2 separate regions of the Mus musculus genome follow, and region 2 is linked to region 1. Evidence: chromatin loops called from intact Hi-C (ENCODE). Cell type or tissue: heart. All regions are shown on one strand. Links, peaks and the distances in the headings refer to the core of each region. The heading gives the core; the rest is flanking DNA. Region 1 has its middle 72 kb from the start of Gm30397. Region 2 has its middle 16 kb from the start of Fat1.

Evidence for each region. Peaks named below come from ENCODE experiments on the same cell type or tissue, not always from the same donor. Only the 100,000 strongest peaks of a DNase experiment are listed, where the experiment ranks them.
Region 2: it touches region 1 in a loop (8-fold over the local background); 5 of 42 quality-filtered maps call a loop at or near these places.

What each region holds. Positions count from the first base shown.
Region 1 is chr8:44,688,119-44,700,278 of GRCm38, reverse strand. No RefSeq gene overlaps it. Among named protein-coding and RNA genes, the nearest start is that of Gm30397, 72 kb to the left of the region's middle. In heart, for the core only: a CTCF peak has its summit at 5,248; DNase peaks (open chromatin) are centred at 3,998 and 5,188; H3K4me3 peaks cover 438 bases; H3K27ac peaks cover 3,106 bases.
Region 2 is chr8:44,928,592-44,940,751 of GRCm38, reverse strand. It overlaps a transcript of Fat1 not described here. Among named protein-coding and RNA genes, the nearest start is that of Fat1, 16 kb to the left of the region's middle. In heart, for the core only: CTCF peaks have their summits at 2,524, 3,448, 4,794 and 5,840; DNase peaks (open chromatin) are centred at 2,631, 3,461, 4,761 and 5,521; H3K4me3 peaks cover 5,665 bases; H3K27ac peaks cover 4,469 bases.

The DNA of each region.
Region 1 (12,160 bases), core at 1,756-9,755:
GGTAGCACACTCGTGAACGAGATGCTTATCTGTAAGATTCCATATCCCCTTTGCCTGCATGTAACAGAACGAAAAGATGGCCCTCAGTGACCCAGATAGCAGTAACTTGATCTTAGACTTCCCAGCTTCTGGAACTATGAGTGAGAAATAAATATTTGCTTTTTGGGACCCACTCATCTCACAGTATTTTTGTCGTAGACGTCTAAATGGATTCAGACAAAGCAACCTCAGCAATGCGTTAGGTTTCCTAATCTGCATTACTGCCCTTCTAAAGGAAGCATAGAGATGGCTCGAGAAGACATCTTAGCGTTCAGTCATGTTGGCGGGCATCCGAGTTGTGCCTTCTACTGAGCTGGCTGGGCAGGGATAAGCAGCCGTATCAGCAGAGGGAGCTAAAACAGTGGGACTGTAAGGCAGAGGAGGAACATCAGGAAAGAAAAAAAGCCAGTTTGGGATTCTGCCGCTGCAGATTGAGCTTCAGGGCAATCACTGTCATAAGAGACCACCCCAGGAGCGCAACGCTCAAATGTGATTTTTGAACCAGGAGGACCTCCCAAGTGTTGGGGGGTTGATGTATCTATTTTATGTGCTTATCTCTGCTACCCTTTTCTGTGGTTGAGAGGACTTTGGGTCACACACTTTATCTTTCCTTGAATACATGTACTTGGTGGATGCCTGGGCCGTGAGGGAACGTGATAACGTGGTCGTTAGTCAGGGCTGGGAGAGCAAGGCTAAGGCAGATAGTCCGAATGTCTGCCTGAAAGTGGGCAGGTGGTGATCAAGTCAGCAGATATCGTTTGCTGAATGCCATCAGCCAGGATAAGTGCTAGGACGTGGCCATACAATGTCCCCTGGGGTAAATTTCACCCTGGACCTTCTACAGACTGATACAGATCCACTCGAGACTGGGGAAGTCATGAGCTCCAAAGGCTAGGGCTTCAGGATGCCATATATTACAAGACAAGCGCCCTGGCAACAAACAGCAGCGCTGTTTGTTTCAAGTGAAAAAAAAAAAAAAAGGTCTATTTCATCTTTAGTTAAGAGATCATGCTTCATACAGAAGGACGTAGTCTTGCAGAAGGGCACGAGGAAGCCATAGAATGATCAAAGAGTAAACCAGCATGACCCAAGGAGACAGGGCAGGGTCTCTGATAAAGGGAGACACAGAGATCTAGATGATAACGTACCCAAATGGGAGGACATTTGCTGCTGATAGAGCCCTGTTGAAGGTGGTGTTCCAAACCCCAAACCCCAAACCCCAAACCCCAAACCCCAAACCCCAAACCCCAAACCCCAAACCCCAAACCCCAAAGCAATTCTGAACTCCAAGGCTCCACTTGAAAGGAGTATCTCTAAGATTCCTCTCTTCACTCCACCTTCTAGAAGTCTCTAAATCCCTTTCTCCTATCATACAAGGAAGGGCCTTCTCTGAGACTCTCTACCCAGAAGGAATGCAAATTATCATCAAAGTACATTAACCAGGAAAGGTTAACTACTGGGGAGAAGAGGCTAGTAGATGCTGGAGCCTCTGATAGCTCTCCTGGATACGCACTTGCCGTTTGTTCTTCTGAAGGCTCCTCTGAGAGGTTGCCCTGACGACGGTCCACACATCCTTGTTCATAGTCATCTCCTCCTATAGCCTGCCATCACTATCCTCCAGAGACTCTCCAGGCCACCCGGACCCAAGCCTCTATTTTTTTTTCTCCGTAGCATGGGAAGTTATTTAAGCTTCAACTGTGTGCCGTATGGCCCTTCTGGGATTCTCTTCCCTTGTGTGTAATTCTTCCCTTGTGCATGGTGATATGTCCCTATGTCTCTTTCTGTCTGTTAGTCAGCACAGAGTTAGTCCGTTCCCGGAAATCTTCACAGGGCAATGGACCTGCACTAGAACGGCCCACCTTCCAAGGAGAGCATCTTGTGCGCACCAATGCACAGTGAGGGTTTGACTCTGAAGATCAGGAGAGTGATCTCTTTTCACTACTGCTCTTTTTAGTCTTTGTTTCTTCTCTCCAGTTACTTCAAACTAAGCCCATTATACTTCAGCCACGATCCCAAAGAAGGAACCGATCAAATGAAGAAGGCCCAGGATGAGTCTGAACAGGAACATGAATTCCTGAAATAAAGAAAAAGCACTGGGAAGAGAATCTTGACCAACAAGATACATAGAGAACCAGCCAGATGAATGGGCCCAAGGAATGAATGGAGTAACTAAGGATACAAACAGAAGGATGGAGATGTTAGCTTAGATGAATACCAAATTGGTGGTGGTGATAAGACCAATAGTAAGAAGTTGGTTTTAAAGGTGAAGACACAAAGAACTTGGAGTCTGAGACACCGAGGAATATGCAAGTTATCGCTTCTCGGCCTTTTGGCTAAGATGAAGTGTGAAATATGCAAGTTGTGGTTGTTGGGCTTTAGGCTCTGTCTTAGTTAGGGTTTTACTGCTGTGAACAGACACCATGACCAAGGCAAAGACACCATGACCACTCTTATAAAGAACAGCGTTTAATTGGGGCTGGCTGAGGTACAGTCCATTTTCCTCAAGGCGGGAGCATGGCAGTATCCAGGCAGGCATGGCACAGGAGGAGCTGAAAGATCTACATCTTCATCTGAAGGCTGCTAGTGGAAGACTAGCTTCCAGGCAGCTAAGGTGAGGGTCTTGTAACCCACACCCACAGTGACACACCTACTCCAACATGGCCACACCTAATCTCGCCACTCCCTGGGCTGAGCATATACAAACTATCACAGGCATCATGGGAAGTTCAGGGTTTTCCCAGAAGGATGGTGGTTAAAACAGCGGGGTATGGAAGATTGCGTCCTGGGAGTAAGTGTCACAAAGGAAGTAGCACAAAGATTCAAAATAGAACTAGGAAGTGCAACAATAAGTAAGATAGAAGCAGAAAATTAAACAGGAATAGAGGAAATGAATGGTTAAGAGGTAGAGGAAACACCAGCAGAACACTGGTCAGAGCATATAAAATAGCATGCGTACATACGTTATCTATCTATCTATCTATCTATCTAATATAGAGCATTTATATTTATAAATACATAATAGTATATTAGAAAAGGGTCAAATAATGCCATATAGTCAATGAGTGTAAGCTTTGGATTTACATGTTTCAGGGGCAACAGTAGAAGCCAGTCCATGCTGAGACGTAAGGACCAGATTGACAGGCTGGGCAAAGACCGCATTTGAGAGGCAGTGGGCAAAGGCCACCTGTGCGATGAGACCAGGCCCTCTGGTGTGGCATTGACAAAAGGCTGTTAAGGGCGTTTGAAGCAGTACACAGCTTTTCAGGCCTGGAGATTTCTTTAAAACAAAACATAATAAAAACAAAACCTGTACACCTTCTTTACTGTGAATTTTAATGACCTAAGTACATTTAAGAACTGCATTTTTTCAGCCTTATGAAACCTCCCACTTGGCTAATGAGAGAATACAATTACTGTCTAACCAAAGTAATTGAATGGCTAAGTAAGGTCATTTATAGAATGCACAGAGTCATGAATGCAAATAAGTAATTGCATGTAATGTTTCTCTGCCTTCCCAGCTGAAGTCACTGGTGCCAACACCTGCAGACCAAACTAGTAGATAGGCCACACCTAGTGAGGCGCTGGTGGAGTCATTGACGCTGGGCTAAGGGTTCAATGGTGTATGTTATGTGTGAGCCTTGGGTCTGACATGCCCCCTGACGAAAATCCTCCTTTTTTTTTTTTTGGTGACAGTTCTCTTCCTTGGAGTTTGTCCTTAGTATATTTTGTTATTGCCCTCTTCCTTCCTCCTTCCCTCCCTCCCTTCCTCCCTCCCTCCCTCTGTAGACATTAAGATTCTTGCTGTCCGTGTAGATATGGTACCTCTCACGTGATCTGATAAAAGTTCCATTGACCCTCATGCTGCCTAAGCCAGACCTGAATGAACCCCAAGCTGCCCCTCGCCCTGGTGCCTGAGTTTCAGACCTCAGCAGGGCCAGATTTCCACAGTCTCCCCGCAGCAGCTGCCTCGTCTCTCCACTTGGCTGTGTTCCAAGAGCACAGCCTGCTGGCCCTCATTCATCAAAGTTCATGATGCATAATCACCAATAAAGAGCTACTTTCACTGAAAAACACATTCAGTTTGATTCTGGGCTTTTTTTTGTTGTTGTTGTTCAGAGACAAAATTGAAGTTAAATGGAAGGAGTGATGTTTCCCGTTCAACCTCAAGCCACTGAAGAAGCTTTCTTTGGGGGGAAAAATGTATTTTGCTATTGATGGGAGCCAGCAAGGGAAGGGATCCGAGCAGTTTCCAGCCGAGATAAGGGAAGACCAGGATGCATGATCTGGCTGTGAAGGCCTTGCTTAGGGATTAACAGTCCAGACAGTGCTTCGGTTCCTCACTATGGGGAACGAAACCTCAGCTATTACTGTTGCTTATTTACAGTTTGTCAACAAATACCTGCCTGTTGTTTCCTAAACATGTCTGGATGTTTTCCAAAATGAAGTTGGTATTCTTTCTATCATAGCAAACCACAATATTTCCTGCATGAAGAAAATTATATATGTATTTTTGTTTTAGCAAGTTACTCTTATATTGGAGAGTAGAAGTATTGTGGAGGATACTAAGGGTATCAAGACCTAAAATGCAGTTCTGCTGATATACTGATTTTATACCAAACATCATCTTACCTTCTAGTCTACCCTTCACCCTTAAAAGTATCTAAATTGGATTGCCACTTATCTTGTCCTTGGGAACAGTTTTCATTTTAATACTTAAGTAATATACATTGAATATTGGGCATCATCACTTCCAGTTTAGAAATGTTCTTAACATGTTCAATAAATGAATGGATATTTATAAATGTCTCTTTGCATTAAGTCAGCCTTTACACAAGTGCTGTTACACCTGTGTTGGAAGATGCTGAGAATCTTCCTTCACTTTGATGAAATAGGTGATTTCTCGCCAGAGAAGATCAATAGAATAGAGCTGAACATTTTGTCGATATATTGAGACTCTTTTATTCACAGTCTACAAACAGACAGAGTCACTCTTCAGCAGCCAGGCGTTTAACCACTAAATATAGCTCACAGAATGTGAAGTCACCAAAAAGACATCACAAGCATGGGAAAACTGAGAGCCCCGTGATTTGCTTTCTGCGATAAGACTATTTCAAAGTACTTCGGGGACTGGAATGAGACATCAGACTCCCGGGCGGTCTCTAGAGGCCCTTATTTTGGGAACACTTACAGAAGATAAAAACATGTTTGTACACTAAAGACTCAGAAAAGGGAATACGTGCTCTGCTGGCTGCATCTGTGGTAGCAAAGGAAGCAGGCACTCACTGTGTGTATAAATCAGACCGGGCACTTCATTAGCCTTCCAAATGTCTGACTGAGAGAACCCAGTGAGATCAAGGTGAGGAGAGGCCGGGGAGAAGAAAATGAGCAGCTGCAGGAATTAGTGTTAATCAAGTTGAGGACCGGAGCATTTGGAAGAGCTTGGCATCCACGCGCGCCTTTTCCTGTCTCCTATTTAATCCCTGGAATTTCTCACGTCTTGTGTATTTTAGAATGGGAAGTGCCCAGCTTAGAAATTATTTTAAGTTCCTTTGTGCACAAAGGACGCCTGACTACATTTCTGAAGTCTTTCTTCTCTATACTAACTGATAAGAGCCCACTGTGTCTATTGATGGGAATGGTGGTAAACTCCAGATGGGGCTTGGATTCACCTCTCTGCCTGTCCATCTCTGACTCGAGTTAGCAGTGGAGCCAGTGAGAGATGATGGGATGGGGCTGGTGGCAGCTCCTGCAGCCTCAACTGTCTGCAGAAGAGAAGGATCTGTAGGTTGATGCCCTCTTCCCTTTTGCAACCGTCCCAGGCAGACTGGGTAGGTGGTAGAAGCAAGGCTTATTCTGGGTCTTAGCACGTGGTTCTGAACGAGATTTAAATACCGCACTGATGCACCTGCTGGCCTAATAGACATCCAGTGCGTTCTAGGATCGGAAGGCTTAAAGCCCTCCTTGCTAAATCAAGACAATCAGAAACTCCATTTGAAGTATTTGGGGGAGAGCCGGGGAATGCTAGGATGAACAGGCAGTGTCTATTTTTATGTAAATTCTGTATTCCTATCTTCTTTTTAGACCCCTCTAGGTATAGCCTGCAGAAAATGAGAATATAGCCTGCTCAATTATTACAGCTCTAGGGAGAGTCCCTGCAGGAAGGGAAACATCTCCAACTGGTTCTTGGCTTACATGTATTAGTGATACTTTGTGGCTCCTTAGGACATATATAACTGTAATATAGTCTTACTTCGCCTGTTACAACACCCATATGGGGCTACACTTGTAACTTCTTAGGAGGATCCAGGGGGTCACACTTAGTAACTACATCTTTGAATAGCTGTTGAACATCTCTGTGCCTTAATGTTTAAACCTGTAAACAGGGTGCAGAAGTGTAATCGAGTTCCTTGTGAAACTCTTTTTGTTTGTTTTCTTGGAATTGCAGTGCACTGTTAGACCTGACATGTAGCATGGAAAGTTATCAGCAGTTAAAATGCTGACTCTTCCTAGTCTGTATGTTTTTAATCATCGCAGAGGCAGCTTGAGTTGTCATCTTTCCTCCTTTGGCTTTCTATCTTCTCTCAGGCTGCTTTATAAGACGCTCCATGTGCATTTCTAAGCCTGTGGTTTCTGTTCCCATTGAAGGACCACAGGAACGTGGGCTAAGATGCAGATTCCCTGGAGCTGCCTTCAGCAATTCTAACTCTGGGTTTATGGTAAGGCCCAGAAGTACATGGTTAAAACAATTTTCAGGTACTTTTGGTCCAGGTACTCGGACTGATCAGGTAGAAAGTCCAGGGTTGTGAAGTGCGCTGTATCCATCTGAGCCTTTGTTTGATCATCAAGCTTTTACTTATCAAATAACCAACTGTGTGGGAGGCATTAATCTAGGATCTGTACATACAGTTGAGGACAGACATGGACTGTTTCCTCAAAGGCCTCTCAAAGGCTGATGAAGATGCAGAGCAGTTAAGTTCATTTATATACCTTCAGAGCCAGGCAGAGGTGACTTTAAAGGCACACATTACCCAGCCCTTAACAGTCATGTTCTTTCTATAGTATTTATTTTATTCTATTTGTTTTAAAATCAATGTTACTATGAACATTTTATACCTGTACATGTGGGAAGCTTTCTCATGGAACAATATTAGAGAGTTTTGAGTCCTCCAGTGTAGATGATTATCAAGCTTATTAGACACTGCTAAATTGTTTCTTAAGCAATTTGGATTAATCTCGATGCTCACCAACAGAATATACAACCTGCTACTATGACATACTCCTGCAGTATTTTGCTTGGCAGTGAAAGAATGAATCCCTTGTGATATAAAGGGAATGGCTAAATAGGCAGAATGCTAGGGAATTTACAGAGATCTTCAGAGAGTGACTGGGTCACCTATCCCTTTACATTTCCGAACGCCTTGCAGAACGTAGAAGTGTTTCAATACAGTCACTCTTACCAAGAATGACTGTGTTAAGTCATCTGCCCCAAAACAGACACGATTTCGATCTATCCCTAGGACTTTTGTGTGAGTTTCCAGTGTTGGCTTTATGTCTGAAGAGCATAATGTGACCCTCATAAATAATAAGGTCAGAAGTCGAGTTAGTGTAGAGAAGTTCTATATGCAAAAAAAAAAAAGACTGCTTTTAAATATAGTAAAATCTGAGCTGCGTCATTATTTAGGAGAGTCAGGATGCAGAGCAGCTGTGGCTGTCTAACGTAGCAGGTGCAGGTCCTCAGTCGGTCTCCATAGTGCAAGCAAATTTAGGTCACTGGGAAGGCAGCTCTTGCTGTTCCTGTCAGGCTTTAAGCATCTGAAAAATGATACTGTGTTTGTTCCCTGGGAAAGCAAAGCCTTCAAGGGACCTTCAAAGGATGCAGAAAACTCACTAAGTTCAAGAAGCCTTCGGAGAGGAAGATGTCAGAAGGGGTGTATGTGTCCTTTCCTGCTCCAACTTTCAAAGGGAGTTGGCATCTCAATGCTGGCTACTAGACGGTGACATTTTGTGGTGATTCCCTGCTGTTTCCTCCAGAAAGCCACCAACATACTGGGTAGACTTCATGACCGAGCTAATCAGAGACTGAAGTCAGCGTTCTGAGTTCATTACATTAGGTATCTGCAAAGGAATGATGAAAGTGACATCATGATGCAGTCAGTGCTCATACAGGAATGAGGACTGGCCTTGGATCCTGGGAACCCATGGAAGAGCTGGGTACAGCAGCAGTGTGCTCTTGTATTTCCAAGTACGCACTTGTACTTGTATTTGGGGAGAAGGAGACACAGCAAATCTGGGCCTTCCTGGCTATCTATTCTAGCATATAAATGAGTTCTTGGTCAGTGTGAAGCCCTGATATAAACACACACACACACACACACACACACACACACACACACACACAAACACACACACATACACACACACATATCACGAAGATGGAAACCACCAAACTTCCTTTTAGGAAAAAAAAATTCCATTCAATTAAAAAAAAATTCCTATTGCTTTTCTGTCATGCTTCCAGCAGTGAAGTGGACATGCAGGGAAGACAGGGAAAGAGACATGATATTTACTTCTAGAAATTTCCAGCTGGTCAGACCTTTGCCTTGAAAATGGAATAAAGGCAAGTAGAAAATCATGTGCCTTGTCAAATCGAACTCTTTCCTCACTCCAGTTTGCTTGCAAAAAAAAAAAAAAAAAAAAAAAAAAAAAGATAGCTTGCAAGTTTAACATCAGTGAATTCCAGTCAAAGACAGGCAGCAGCGAGAACTGCAGGCACTTCTCCTGATGTAGTTTGCCAACGAAAACTGGGAAGGTGTAGCACAGAGAGCCATTTTACCCGTGTAGAAAAGCAAGGCCTCTCACATCAAAGAGATGGCTATCTTCGGGAAAGCCTTGCTTGCTTCTGTATATTTGGCAATACGGTGGATTTGAACTGGACTAGTGTCAGCCCCGGGGGTGAAAAATGGAACCGGCTGAGTCTATCTGGAAGCAAATACTCCACAGATGGAGAGGGAAGTGGGAGGTTAGCTCAGACCACTTGATTTTAATTAAGCAGCTTTCATTTTTTTTTTTCTGTGTGTGTGTGAACTTGGAAAAGAAAAAGCAAGCAGAACTGATAAAGTCCATGTGACACTGGATCAGTTTCCTCACCACCTAGATAAACAAGAGCACGTCTCTTAGGGGCAAGGCAAAGGACCTACCTTGCAATTCCTTTGCCTGAGGAGGCATGTGTTCTTACTGCTGGGGATGTGTGGGGAGTATTTGAGAGGAATAGACTCAGAGAAGGAGCCTCTATTCATTTTTGGCATATGTCTGTAGAATATGTAGCAGTGATATCTTCTATTTAAAGATGTTTGACAGGACACCCGAGAGAGAGGAGGGAGCGTGGCTTTTGTGGTTAGAAGAACAGATGGACTGATGGGGCAGCTCCCGCCCTGCTTCCACAAGCAGCTCCAACACTCTCCATTAACATTTAGGATGAAGCCACCCAGAAAGACCAGGAAGCCTGAAGAAGGAACCCCGCCAGCCTCCAGGTGTACACAGGCCCAGGAGCAAACTACTTCATTGCCCAAAACTAAGGTTGACTCCAGGGTCTCTTTTTGAACCCTCAGAGAGAAGTATTCAACCATTCCTTCTGCCATCTCCATTCCTACCTCCAAACTTGATACCACCTGCTACCTCCTGTCCTTAAGCCCAGCCCTTTCTTGCTTAGAACTGATTATCCAGAAAATCTAGTAGCGGTCATTGTTGGACTTTTAATATTGGACATATGCTGGATAGGTCATTTCTCCACAGGGAGTGATTTTTACCTCTCAGGGGACATGTGGCAGCATCTGTGACTATTTTAGGTTGTCAAGACAGGGCAGGAGCACCGCAAACACATGTATGTATGTAATATACAACATTTCTACAGAATATCGCTCTCAGATTGTCAGCAGCATTGAATCTGAGCAACTACAATTTTAAGTGAAGATCTGATATTTTGGCTGAGGAAAGTTGGAAGGGTTGAGTGGAGTCGCAGCACGCTGCACTGGCGGATATAATTCTGGGAGTTTTGCTTTAAGCCATTTTTCGTTGGCTTTTAAGTAGAGTTTGTAGACCTTTTTTTTTTTTTTTTGGCACTCAGATCCTTATAGTCCTAATTGTTAGTCTTCTTATGAAGTGTGGCAGCTCACACATCAGAATCTCATCCTTGTCAGCTGTGATCTTTGAGGCAGACATAAGGGATTTCCTACGAGTCTTGGAATCTCCGTCTCCTGGTTTTGGCAGGTGGGAGGAATCTCATTGTCTAATGATCACTTTTGCCTCAGAGGAAGTGGCAGGCAGAGTGAGAAATAGTGGCATATTTCACACTCCTCATTGTTGGAACATTCTCCTTTATTTTGTTAAATTTTCATTAAATAACTCCCATGTGTTACATTATTAATAATGTGAACCTGTTTGTTAGGTAAAGTAAATTTAAAGAAGAATAGATTTTTATTTGAAACTTGCGGAATGTTCTACACTTTATTGACATACATCTTTCTTCATCACGGCCCAGGGTAAGCATTGTTTCTGGGGCAGGTGGCACTCAGGCTTCTTTTGCTGTTCTGTACTCCATCACCTCAGGTATGGCAGAGAATTTAGTGCAGATGCCCAAATATTAGCTGACCTCGAATCTATGGTACATCCAGTGCTAAAAGATCTTGGATGTGTGTGTGTTTGTGTGTTTGTGTGTGTGTATGTGTGTGTGTGAGTGTGTGACTTGTACTGAACATACAGATATTTACATCTATGCTAAACATATTTAATATGTTTAGTTACATGTATGTATTTAAAATCTCATATTTAAATGATACACCAATTGAGCAGTATTTATGTTTCCCTTTCAGCGGTTGCAAAGTAGTTTTAGCTTATAATATTCGCCTTTAGATTGTGATCTTCATCATCACTAGAACTATAATTTTTCCCCAAATGGGGTCTCTGGTTGGCTTCAAATTCATAATCCCCATCTTCTTGCATCAGTCTCCAGAAGGCTGGACCCTGCAGTGTGCGCCACCATGCTCAGCTTGAGGTTTTTAGTGGCTATCTCCTGTCATGTTTTGCGTGTTTTCAGAGACCGTAACTTTTGGATTATATAACATGTTGCCTTATGAACTGTTATTCAACCCTATGGACCCCCTTACAGAACCGGAAGACTTATCTTTTGCTACTCATCTTTCATCTGTCCTACATTTACATTCATAATCATTGCTTGTAAGTTTGACGTCATTTACTTCTAGTAATGACAGCTACAGCTGTCCAAAGTCTCTTAAAGGAAACTCTGAAGGGCAACATCTCTAATGGCGAGCTACCTGTCATTGGGGTCACTGCAGTAAAATTTGTTTTTCATAAATCAAATTTTGTTCTTCATAATACAATAGTCAAGACAGCATCGCTGATTCTAAAAGATCATAAAGATGAGGGATTCTGTACTTTAAAGGAAAACTTCTCAACTTAATATCTGAGCATATACAGTGCCTGTATACTTGTCTCTTTTGTATTATTTGGAATTATGATTCTTCGAACAACGTGGTTCTCAACCTGTGAGTCGTAACCCTTTTGGGGGTTGAACGACCCTTTTATGTGGGCCACCTAAGAGCATCTTAAATATCAGAAATTGCACATTATAGTTTGTAACAGTAGCAAAATTAACATTATGAAGTAGCAAGAAAATAGTTTTGGAGTTGGGGGTCACGACAACAGGAGGGTATTAAAGGGTAGCAGCACTCCGAAGATTGAGAACCATGGATCTAACCTATTTACTACTTGATTGCAGTTCAGATACACTGAAAGTAATCTGAAAGGATTTGGAAGCTAGTTTAAGAAAATAACTTTTTTTTTTAAAGGTCAAGCTCAGTTAAATTTTAATTGAAATTTTCTTTAAAATGTTATTCATTGATATAGTCTGGTTCCTTTTCCAGGCCCTAAAGTATAAGGGAAAAGGTACTTATTCTTAAACCCAAGCTGACTAATACCCACAGGAGAGACACCACAGAGCCCAGGTGTTCTGCTGGTATGACCTCATCCCCAATCTACCACATGTTTACCCCTGGAGAGGGAGCAATATGTTTCTGAAATAATTTGTCGGTTAAGAAAAACATTA
Region 2 (12,160 bases), core at 1,505-9,504, 240 kb before region 1:
CTTTCAAGAAAAGGCCAGCCTGTTTTCAAAGAGAGAAAAGGGTTAGAGACATCTCAGGGGTTTAGAGGCCAGCTGTTCTTCCCAAGGATCCAGGTTCAATTCCCATCCCTGACATGACAACTCGCAACCATTTGTAACTCCATTTCCAGAAGATCTCTTCTGGCTTCTGAGGGCACCAGGCACACACATGGCACATGACATACAAACAGGCAAAACAGCCAGACACATTAAAAATAATAATAATAAAAGGTTGTTTTTTTTTAAAAAATCTTTGAAAATAGTCAATATACAAGTTTCTAAAGGTTTTAAGTATAGAACTGTTTCTTCTCAGAGGAGTACGAGCCACTTTCTGATCTTAAGTGGTGTATACCATCTGGTTTGAAAGCACCTTTCTGCGGTCTAAGGACAAACAGACATGTCTTTTTGTTGTTGTTGTTGTTGTTTTGTTTTTCAAGACAGGGTTTCTCTGTATAGCCCTGGCTGTCCTGGAACTCACTTTGTAGACCAGGCTGGCCTCGAACTCAGAAACCCATCTGCCTCTGCCTGCTGAGTGCTGGGATTAAAGGCAAGTGCCACCTTGCCCAGTCAAACAGACATGTCGTAATTGAACAACTTTCACCTGCCACACAATCTGCTCAAAAAAAAAAGAACTTTCCTACTGTAAATCCCCAACCACGAAGACTAGAATGCAGTCCTTCCTCTTCCTCTATGAGCTAAGGTCCTTCAGGCATCTAGACAGCATTTGATGCTAGAATGTGCCAATGTGATTTGGTTTGTTGAGTATATGTATAAAACCAGCCAGACCTAGGTGGGAAACAAGTAGCCTAAGAGAATCAATGCCCTAAGATCTCTTCCACTTCTAACCTAGAAAGAAAGGCCTTCTCCAAAGACGCCCAAGAGCTGAAGCCGAAGATGTACCCTACAAAGGAGAAGTTAAAAGGAGACCCTTATTACTCTGAACACACATCTTTGCTATGAAGTTAACTGATCCATTTACTCACACACAATGTGAAACCAATAAAGACACATGGAGTGACTACTTACCCACAAAAATGAACTCACAGGTGGCCCAAAGGACTTTATGAAGGCCTCTAACAGCCTTACTTCCTTTCACAGTGGGGGTTCAAAAAGGGGGGGGGGCTGGCTTATTTAAGATGTTATTTTTTTCAAGAAATGGGCAAACTTTTAAACAAAACTTACACTAAGCTTGTAAAATACTACTTCAGCCACAACTAAGAGTTGTATCATTTAAAAAAAAATCTTGTTTTAAATACCTGTATATCTCTATATAATTTAACAAGGAGAGAGGAAGAGTTCTAATAGATAAGAGCAATGATTTCCGAGATGCAAAGCCAAATAACCCAGAATGAACCAATACAGTTGTGGAGTAGAGGCAACAACTGTGTGGTTTGGTCACACAGCTACGACTGATGTGAAAAAACATCAATAGCTCTTAGCATTAGCACATGAAAATATGCTCCTAAAGTATTAAATATCAAAAATACAAAGCATCACAAGTTAGCTTCTGCAAAGGTAAGTTATGTGCCTTTTAAATCTTTTCTGATTCTAATGTAGTCTAAGTAAATTCTCAGCTTGTTAAAAAAAAAAAAAAAAAGAAAGAAAGAAAGAGAAAAAAGAAAAAAAAATCTCTACCAGCACTCGGGAGTTGCTTAACAAAAGCCAGCTAATGAAACTATAGTTCAGGCACATGAAAAAAAATTAACTACATAGAAAATATTTGCGAATTTACTTTGCTATAGCACACAATTGTCTCCTTGTTTCCAAGGCCCTGCAATTCCCATCAGTGGGGGGTGGGATTCTTCCAAGACAACCGAAAGTTAGCTTCCTAAAAGGAACCATAGAGAGAGGACTGTGAAACAGACCCTCTCTTTTAATAAAGATCTCATAAGTTTATCTTCCAGAAAACAGACAGGCAACTGCCTGGCCGCACAACTACCCCGGAGGCTTAGTCTTGCAAAGGAGCCGCATTAAATCTCGGCGCTGCACTCCTCCGAGCACAGAACATCTAAGAAAACTCAGCGACTCCATTTCAAAGATCCCACGCTCAAGCGATCGGCTCTGCTTTCATCTCTATCTAGAAACCGCTCCAAAGCCGAGATGGACAGGAGTCGAACCCGGAGCCCGCAGTCCGGTTTCCCGGGTCAGACAGCCTGGCGCTGCGGGAAGTAGCATGCTGGCCGGGGAACCGCAGCGTCCAACGCCAACTCTGCAATCACCATTCCCTCCACGTCCCGCCGGTCCCTCCACCCCTCCGCCTCCGCACCCTAGAGCCGCCACTCAACTCTGCTAGTGGGCAAGGAGACCGGCACCAGCCTCGGCCACGGTGCAGCCGGAGGAGCGTGGGAGGGAGAGCCGGCATTCACCCTCGGCCCCAGCCTCAACGCCGCCCTCAGCAAACTTACTGCAAAGTTGGCTCCAAAGTTAGCGACGGTGCGGTCGGGCGCACAGCCCGGGTGCTCAGCGCGCCCGGCGGCCAGAGCCCGCTGTGCCGGGAGCCGCACTGGACCCGCACGTCCGCATGGCGCCGCCGTCCGTCCAGCCCCGCCGCGTCCAGCTCGGCCCGCGCGCTCTAGCTCCCCGCCGTGTGTATCCCTCCGCCCGCGGCCACGCCTGCCAGCGCCGGCTCTCGTTTCGCCAGCGCCGAGACTCCTCGACTCAGTGCGCGCAGCCCGAGGCCGCCCCGCCCCCGGGCAGAAGCGCCCGCCCGCCCGCCTGCCCGCCCCGGGGGCTACCCAGACAGGCGTCCGACCCAGAGCGAGGCGAGCGCCTTTCGAGGAGCTTGCCAGACGGAGAGGGACAGTTTGGGGACTGTGTTAGAATATCGAGCTGCTGCTGCTGCTGGGAGGAATTTCACTGAATGTTCCCTGCTAAGATAGGGGAAACATTTGGTCTCCCCCCCCCCAAAAAAAAAACCGACAGAAAGTGAGGAGAAGTCGCCTAGGACCTAAGAAACAACGCCCCGCCCGGCCCCCAACCCCAGCATTCCTTTAGACTTTTTTTTCCCCCAACCTCCAGGAAATCCCCGAATCCGCATTTGAATGCCTCTCTCCCAGGCTGCAGCCTCTGGGGTGAAAAACTACAGAGGGTCTGGAAAGGAATGCAGTTAGGTCGGAATTTACTTCCTCCTGAAATCCACATTAGGCCAGAAGAAATGCATAAGTTTTCCCGCGACCTGTTAATTCAGACTCACTTGGACCTCAGACTCTCTCGGATCGCCGCGGTGAGCCCCAACGCCAGTCTCCGAGACAGACGACCCCCACGCCGCACCCTCTCAATCCCGGGGTCTGCGGGACAAAGGGTGCTGAGCCTCCCTGTGAGCATTCTCAGCGTTTAATTCTGCCCCAAGGCTCTGTGAGCCTGGCCCCGCAGCTCCGGTGAGAAAGAGAGATCCCCAGCAAGCAGGCTCCCCACTTGCAGAACTCCCTCTGGCGCCCGAGCGTCCAGCCAGCGCATCCTAGTGCTGCAAGTCTATCCCCGGCGCCTGCAGAGCTCCAGGTACCGGCTGAAGAGCAAAGGAGACTCAGCCGAAGCCAGCCACGTTTTGGGAAAGGAAGCTCAGAGAAAAGGAAGGACTTGACCTCGGAAAGTTTGTGGGGCTCGAACATTTTAACGCTGCGAGGACGAAGAGATCAGATTTCCCTAGGAGCGGGTGGAGGCAGCTGCAGAGGGAATTGCACCGCAGACGGGGGCCAGAGTGTATTTCTTTGGCTCAAAGTTAACGTCACTTCTTAAGCCATCTTAAAGCGAGGTGGCTGAAAAAATAATAATAATGGTGTCTAGCAGGTTACGCTTGGGAAGGAAAAGTAGTGCCTGCAGAATGAGTGTGCTGATTCGTACCTCTGAATTCCCCGCTCGGTATTTAGAACACATATATTCACAACACCCAGAAAAGGCAAAACCCAAAGACTCATCTGGCCCCGGCTTACAAATTGCTCAAAGTGCTCGCAGAGTTACCGGTCAGTGAACGCTGCGAAAGTGAGAGACCTGATCTCCAAGCTCAACCAGTTTGCGATCCCCCCCTCCCCTCCCCGGAATTTTAACGCTCAACAAAACATAGACACACACACACACACACACACACACGCAAGCAAGCCGTTGGGGGAGGGGATGTAAGAGGGCCTAGGGTACCGCTGCTAGGAGAGGGAAAGAACAATAAAAAGTATAAATACACATCGTTCAATAACATTAAATCATCACTGGATTTTCTAAATGGTACAAAAAAATTCTTGTTAAAAAAACATTCATTGATATATTAATGCTTACTAGGACTAAAATATCTAATTAAGAATCCTAAATATCCAGGCTTACTAGAAGTTGCACTTGGTCGCTACAGGAACTGCCGAAAGCCAAAAATGCAGTCTCCTGTGTTGCCACATCTTCCTAATCCTTTAGCCACCAACGGAACGAAATGGAGAGATACCTTTTTGGCTACGAGAGAATCACATGAAGAGAGGTGTAGTTCAAGTTCCGCGAACATCCTTTAAATAGTCGATCTTCTTTGACCCTGTCCCCAGAGCCTCATTGAAATTAGGTGGAAGGACTTTCCCCCCCAACCTCCCCCAAAAAACCCGCTCCTCCAGCACTGCCTCTGCACTCGGTCCACCCAAGCTGGTTTTCTAAAATGCATTAAGTGTCGTTCGGCGTAAATGAAGGCTAGGGTGGAAGCGATCAAGCTCTGTCTGGTCCACGTCGTTAAGAGTACCCGGCAGGTCCAAGTTCGAGGTCTACACTGAGCTGAGAGCTGGGAGCGCGCCTTGCCCAATGCTCGGACTAGAGGGCGCTGCGCCACTGCAGATCACTCAGTCCCCAACGCGCCCTCCCAGGGCACCATTTCTATAACAAGTTACACTGAAAATAATGCACAAACGGCTTCACTTCTCAAGTTCTTTTGAACAGCGCTCTGTGTGTATTTTGTGAATTCCAAAAGCTGCGCATGCTTGCCTTTCATTCCCGCGCCCCGTGAAGGCCGCGGGCAGTCCAGTTCCTTGAGCGCAGACCTTGTAGGATACACATGATTTCCCCACTCGCTTACTGTGAAACACCCCCACGTTATTTCATTTACAATTAAAACTTCAATTCTACCAGGCATGCAATGAACAAAGAACTCACCACAGTAGCCCGGTCCTCGGTGCTCTCCCTTCTAGTCCCCGGCAGTTGGGTAATTCCCACGCCGTTTGGATATTTGTTAGGATCCGGGCTCGAAGTACCAACTTTGCCTCCCTTGGATCTTCAGCATATCCCCAAGCAGAGCGCGATCCTCCTCCAGTGCTGGCGGGACTCAGGTGGGCGCCTTCTCTGTGGCTCTCGACCCGGGGAAAGTTTGAGCACCAAAAGAGGTGGAGAGAGAGCGCACGAGGTCTGGGGAGAGCGCCGAGGGGAAGCCAAGTTTGTCAGGACATGTCCAGGCAGCCAGCTGCCGAGTTGAGGAGTTACGGCTGGCAACTGCGGCGGATCTCTCTGCTTCTTTTCCCTACTCCTCCCTCTAGGAGCGGCTGGGGGGAGGGGAGGTGACGTCAGAGCCCCGCCTCGCCCCCGACTCCCCGGAGCTGACCGGGTTCTCCGACTTCATTCGGCCTCCCAGCCAGTTGCAGCTAAGGACGCCCAGGCTGCCTCCAGCTTCCCCGTTGCAGTGATCTCCGTGGCCGCAGCCGTCCCAGGAAGAAATGTCCGTCCCTTTCCTCCCCGCGGAGTCTTGGGGCTCCGCCGAGTGCTGGCTTCTTCGCACTCACCACGGAATCAGCCAGCCAGGGCCCCCCGTGGCGCTCGCCTCCCGGGCTTCGGAAATACCGGGTCCGGCAGCGTTTCCCACGCCTCGGACTGCAGGTGATGCTCTTCCTCTTCTGCAGCTGAAACTCCTCGCAACGAGTCTGTGTCGCCCGCCCGGGTTTTTGCAGGGCAGAACCGCGATCAGTCTCTGCAAGCTTACTGGACGACTCGGACTTTGTCGTCCTCCAACTTCTGGAGATGTGATGTTTTAAATTTTTAAACTATTTAAAATTTTAAATAGTTCTCGTTGTCCAACGCTGCTGTGGTCTTTGTGTTGAAAATCGTATTTTTAATCTCCAAATCCTTTCCAAATGCTCCTCTGTCTTTAGACCTAGTCTGAATCATAGATTTCGAGAGGTAGGGGGAAGCGACAGGGGCGGAGCTAGTTTTTTTTAACGTGTCTTACAAGTAATCTGTAGTGATAATGGCTAATACACAAATCAATTGCCTACACCTTGAAACAACATAAATTTACAAAAATGCAAACCCCGTTGAAGCTTAATTTATAAATGGACATGTCGCTTTTATATAAGCGTCCAGGCTCTGGGAAAATATCTACTATGGGATATTTTTTTAATGCCACTAAAATACCAAAATGCATCTCCTGAACAGCATGAGAAAATAAAGGAGCCATTTATGTAAATTGACACTGCCCCAAAAGATTATTATTAGATTTGAAGGAACCTAGGAGAGAAGGGGATGGGACTGGAGGCAGGTTCTATCAACATGTTTTCATCTGTTTGCGTAAATATATTGGTCTGTGTAGAGGTTAAGAGCAAACAAAGCTAGGGGGCTCAAACGGTAAGAAAAGAGGAAGAGACCGAATGTTGTGGGTGTGTGCATAGACTTGAGAACTGCTCCAAGCTGCAGTGAACTCCCTCATCTGAGGTAGTATGGGACCAATATCTGTTGTGAAAGGTAAAACTTGTACGTTACAAGCAAGCCTCCCTGGGTCTCATCTGTTTGCCACACGGATAGCATCCATTCGTGCAGATATGTTTTTTACTGACCATCTTAGAAAATGTCTAGCATGTATGTAAAGGGTACTTCTTATCGCGTGTTCGCCCAGGCCCCTGATTTTCCTTTGCGATCTGAAATTTTTTATAAGGGAGGTGGGCTGGCTGCGGGGGTGGGGAGGTGGGGGGGGAGGGATAAACTTAGAGACCACTGAGCATCCAGGGGCAGCTGGGGAGGAGGGAATCCGAGAGACTGTTTCATCAAGCAAGCCTGTCAGTGCCTAGTCACTTCTATCCCTCACTATGGTAACTGCGCATGCTCAGCCCTGCTTTTAGGTCCACACTTGATGTTAGACATTGACCACATACACAAGTGCTCAAAATGATGCAAACTCTCCTGAGGCACTGCTGCGTGCACAAGTCAATTTGGTTTGATAAACTAGTCTTTAGAGTTGCTTAGGCAAACCAAGGTATTCCAGTTTTAAAAGAACACAGAGGAGTTTACTTTTTATTGATAGTATTCGGTCTTTAAAAAAAAAGGCACGTTTTTAAAAGTTGAGGACAGGATAATTTGAACAAAACCCTTTGACCTGAGCAATGAGACTGGACCTGGACTAGCCATTGGCTATTTTGGTTTAAATAAAAGTAAATTAACATTCAATTCCTTAATCTTTCCAACTATGTATCATACGTTGACTACCCACATCTGGTTAGTAGCTGTTCAAGTCAAAATGAATTTAAAAGCATCTTAACCACAACAGAGAATACTACTAGAAATACCTTGCTATATATCTTTTTTTTTTCTTTTTCTAAGGCTACATCAAGCATTACATTTCAAGTTCCCACTCCAGTACTGAGTCACTTCTAAAGTATGGGAGTGCAGAATCATGAAAGGACTCAATCATTCCCCAGGTAGTTCTCAAGTACCAACAACTTGCTAAGTGAGATTATGTAAGATTCAAGTCCTAATAGATGAGGTGTGTTTATGGGAATAAGATATAGTAACACGGCCTTATTGCTGTTTTTATATCTTTGCTTAGAACAGAGCACAGGGAAAATAATAATTTTAAACAAGATAGCATTCTCAAGAGCCTGACTAACTCCCAGCACCCCACCCTCCCCTGCATCCCACCCGCATCTCACCTTCTCCCGCACCCCACTCTCTCCACCCCTCTGCACTGTGCTCAGCTCTGTCACATCCCCTTTACCCCTTCTTGCACCCACACTTCTGGGGCTGGCAGGAAGTATCTCACCATGACCCCAGACGTTAGTTATTTTATTTTTGCATTCAAATCCAGCTCTCCTCTAGGGTCTGCGTACACCCTTCAAGAGGAACCTTAAGCCACACAACTGCCCAGCCTGTAGAGCTGTTGATGCTCCTCCTCCTTCCCCAATTCAGAGTAATGGAGGCTTTCTTAAAAATACATCCTAGGCCCGGTGTGGTGGCGCACGCCTTTGATCCCAGCACTTGGGAGGCAGAGGCAGGCAGATTTCTGAGTTCGAGGCTAGCCTGGTCTACAGAGTGAGTTCCAGGACAGCCAGGGCTATACAGAGAAACCCTGTCTCAAAAAAACCAAAACAAACAAACAAACAAAAAATATATATATATTTCTTGATGGTTCTTTTGGATATATATATGCATATATATATATGTTATATGGATATATATGTTACAATACATTAGTATATATTAATATATACTATAAGATATATAGATATAGATATAGATATAGATATAGATATAGATATAGATATAGATATAGATATAGATATAGATATAGATATAGATATAGATATAGATATAGATATATTCTCACAATGTCCTTTATGGTTTGAATTTAAAGTGCCCTCACAGGCTCATGTTTTAAGTTCTTCTATGGCTGATACTGTTTTGGGAGACTGTGGAAAATGTAATACGGCCTGGCTAAAGGAAGCAAGCCACTAGTGACAGCCCTTTGAGGATCATAGGCCCCTCCACACCGCGGTTCTCCAGGAATCAGGCTCAGCCACTCTAACCCACCGAATGGGCTGCCCCGTTCTGCCCTGTCATGATATATGACAATGTCCTGAAACCTTGAGCTAAAATAAACCTTCCTTTCCTTAGGTTGTCTCTGAAAGCCCCGACTGCAGAATTCTAGAAAGCATTCATCATGAATCCCCCCCTACCCTCATCTCATAGATGAGAAACTGAAGTGTACTGTAGATAGGATAGCCCAATGTTTGGGGCTAAAGTCTGCAGCTACCTAGCTGTGAAGCCAACATGCTTGTCTACTGTAATGCAGCGCAGCTCCTGAGAGCCTGCTCTTCGTCCGTGCTCCTTATGAACCATGACTGTCTTACCTTAAACATCAGCAAAGCTGTAGTTTGGAAACTGGCTTGGAAGAGGGTAAAGCCCTGATCAAGCCTCAGCCAGAGAGGTCTGTTCCTTTCTAGCAGCTCTGCTGTGTGTGAAGGAATTCGTCTTCAGAAGTGAGTCCTCTAATCACAGAAGAAGAGCATCCTGATTGTGTTTAGGAATATATCTGCAATGCAACCATTACTTGTTTGGATTTCTTATTTTGCTAGGTAGATATAGATACACTCTGGCACATTGCTTTTAAATTCAAAGTCGGCATATGGCTTTTAGCTTGTTTAGGCTGAACAACAGAAAAACACACACCAAGGATGCTCAATGAATTCTGACAAGGGCTATCTCAGGATTTCATGACCAGCATTTTAATATTTCCCAGCCTTAGTCTAGAATTTCTGGTCTTTCCTTCCTTCCTTCCTTCCTTCCTTCCTTCCTTCCTTCCTTCCTTCCTGTCTGTCTGTCTGTCTGTCTGTCTGTCTGTCTTCCCTCCCTCCCTCCCTCCCTCCCTCCCTCCCTCCCTCCCTCCCTCCCTCCCTCCCTCCCTTCTTTCTTTCTTTCTTTCTTTCTTTCTTTCTTTCTTTCTTCTCCTTTCTTTGCTTCACCCGTGCCTCTAGGTATGTGGTGATTTGGATGAGAATCCTCCCCATAAGTTCATGCATTTGAACATTTGGTCCCTGGTGCTGCTGGTAGTGCTGTTTGGGCAGGGTTAGACAGAAGGTGTGGCCTTAGTGGAGGAAGTTTATCACTAAGGTGAGCTTTGAAAGTTTAAAGCCATTTCTAGTTCACTCTATTTGCTTGGTGCTTACAGTTCAAGATGTGAGCTCTCAGCTTGGTACTCCAGCTGCCATGCCTGTCATTTCCATATCATGATGAACTATTACCCTCTGGGATTCTGGGACTAAAAAAAACTCTTCTATAAATTGCTTCGTCATGGTGTTTTGCCACAGTGACAGAAAGGTAACTAATACAATATGATAAGTCATCTCAGCTGGAGAATAGTCCCCCATCTGCACATTTTTGTTACTAGATCTCTTATCTTGGTCGCACTTTTAAACAAATCTTGAGGAGGAACTCTCAAGATCTTACTTGTGAAATGTGGTATTGTGGTGTCCTACCTGTCTGTTCTGTAACACCTGATATATCAAAAAGCAAGATATGAGTTCTTTCCTCCTCCTCATGGGTCTATGACTCAATCATGGCCAGTGAGATGGTAGAGTAAATATGCTGGGGCCTCCACAAAGGAAAAACAGAACAAAACCAACAAAAAATAATAACCCTTCTTTCTAATAAAGATGCACGAGAAATATTGTCTCTAAGGACATTGTTGAGTTAGAACATCATACCAGGGACTGGTTTGAGTACCTGCTTACGGAAGAAGAGATCTGAACCAGGATCTGTGTCGGGTGGGAAGCCAATGACACAAATCACTTACATCTTGCTCAGGACTTTATATGGGAGAGCAAACATTTCCATATTATTTAAACTGGCATGTATCAGAATTTGTGTTCTTTGAATCTGGCATGATCTATGACAACTAAAATCCTTTTACAAATGAACAAAAAACTATTTAGAATATGACAGTAATACATTGTATACCTCTTTCCACTTGCTGGTTAACAGGAATTGGGACTCATTCTAATAATAAAAATGGAAAGATTCTTAAGGTTTTTCCTTCAGCAGCAAGTAAACTGGTCTCCTGTGGGTAGTTAAGATGGTTACTATTGATTGTTAGCTTGATAGGATTTAGAGTCACAATGGAAACAAACTTATCTCAGCCTGTCTGTGAGGGAAGGATTATCCAAATTATGTTCATTGAAGTGTGAAGACCCAAGCTAAATGTGGGTGGTATCATTCCATTGATGGGGTTCCTAGCTGAATAAAAGGGAGAAAGTGAGCTGAGAAGAAGCAGGTATCACTGTCTACCTCCTAAGTGTGGCCATCTCGAGACCAGCTGTCTCCTGTTCCTATTTCCACACTCACTTCGAAACAATGGACTGTATACCCTGAAACTGTAAGCCAAAATGAGTTCCTCCAATGGTTAAGTTGTTTCTGTCAGGTGTTTTATCACAGCAATTAAGTCAAGTAACTAATTCAGGTTACATAACAAAAAACAGCAAACTGAGTGTCTTCAGCCATAGTGATTTGTTTTCCCACAGTTGGAAAGGCTGAAAGTCTAAGGGCAAGATGCCAGCAAAGTTGTTTCTGCTGAGACCATTCTTCCTTTACCTGACTTACCTGACTTACGAAATTCCCTGGTAGTATTCTACAATGGTATTTACTTCCTCTGTATTTGAACCGAGGGGGGGGGGGAGAGAGAGAGAGAGAGAGAGAGAGAGAGAGAGAGAGAGAGAGAGAAGGAGAGAGAGAGAGAGAGAGAGAGAGAGAGAGAGAGAGAGAGAGAGAGAGAGAGAGAGAGAATCTTCTGGTAGCTTCCTCCTCTGCTAAGGGTATAAGGAGATAACTGCAGGCTTAGATTTTTCTACTTTAATTATGGCTCTTAATGCTTCAACCTCCCTTAAGCCCACCACCCACCAGAGGTAGGGTAAAAGAACGTTTAATAGGAAATGGGAGAGGTGGACCTGTTTAGAAATAGTTCTTTGGGACAATTCTAATCTTCGTTGTCAGCAGCCCAGGCCACTAGCAAAACACCAAACACAAATCAGCAGCAGTGGCTAGATCCAGAAGAAAACGTGAGGCTCTGCTGATCAGCACAAGTCCAAATCCAAGAAACAGCAAGAAGCAGACAGAAATTCTTTGGTGTGGTTCTCTCTACGAAGTCATGACAAAGATGAGCAAAGAAAGCAAGGTGAATCAATGCAAGAGTATCATCAGTGAAGACCAGTGTTGGCAAACACCAACAAAGACTAGTAAGGAGTTGTGAGGCAAACCAATGCAAGAGTGTTGTCAGTGAAGACCAATATCAGCGAATTCCAGTGATGACCAGCAAAGAGATGCAAGGTGAACCAATGCCAGAGTGCGGTCTCCTGTCTGTTGGGTTGTACTCATACTCCTTCCTCTCATGTGTCCCCTCAAGTGTCTGCTCCAGCCAAACATCACATGCCCTTTC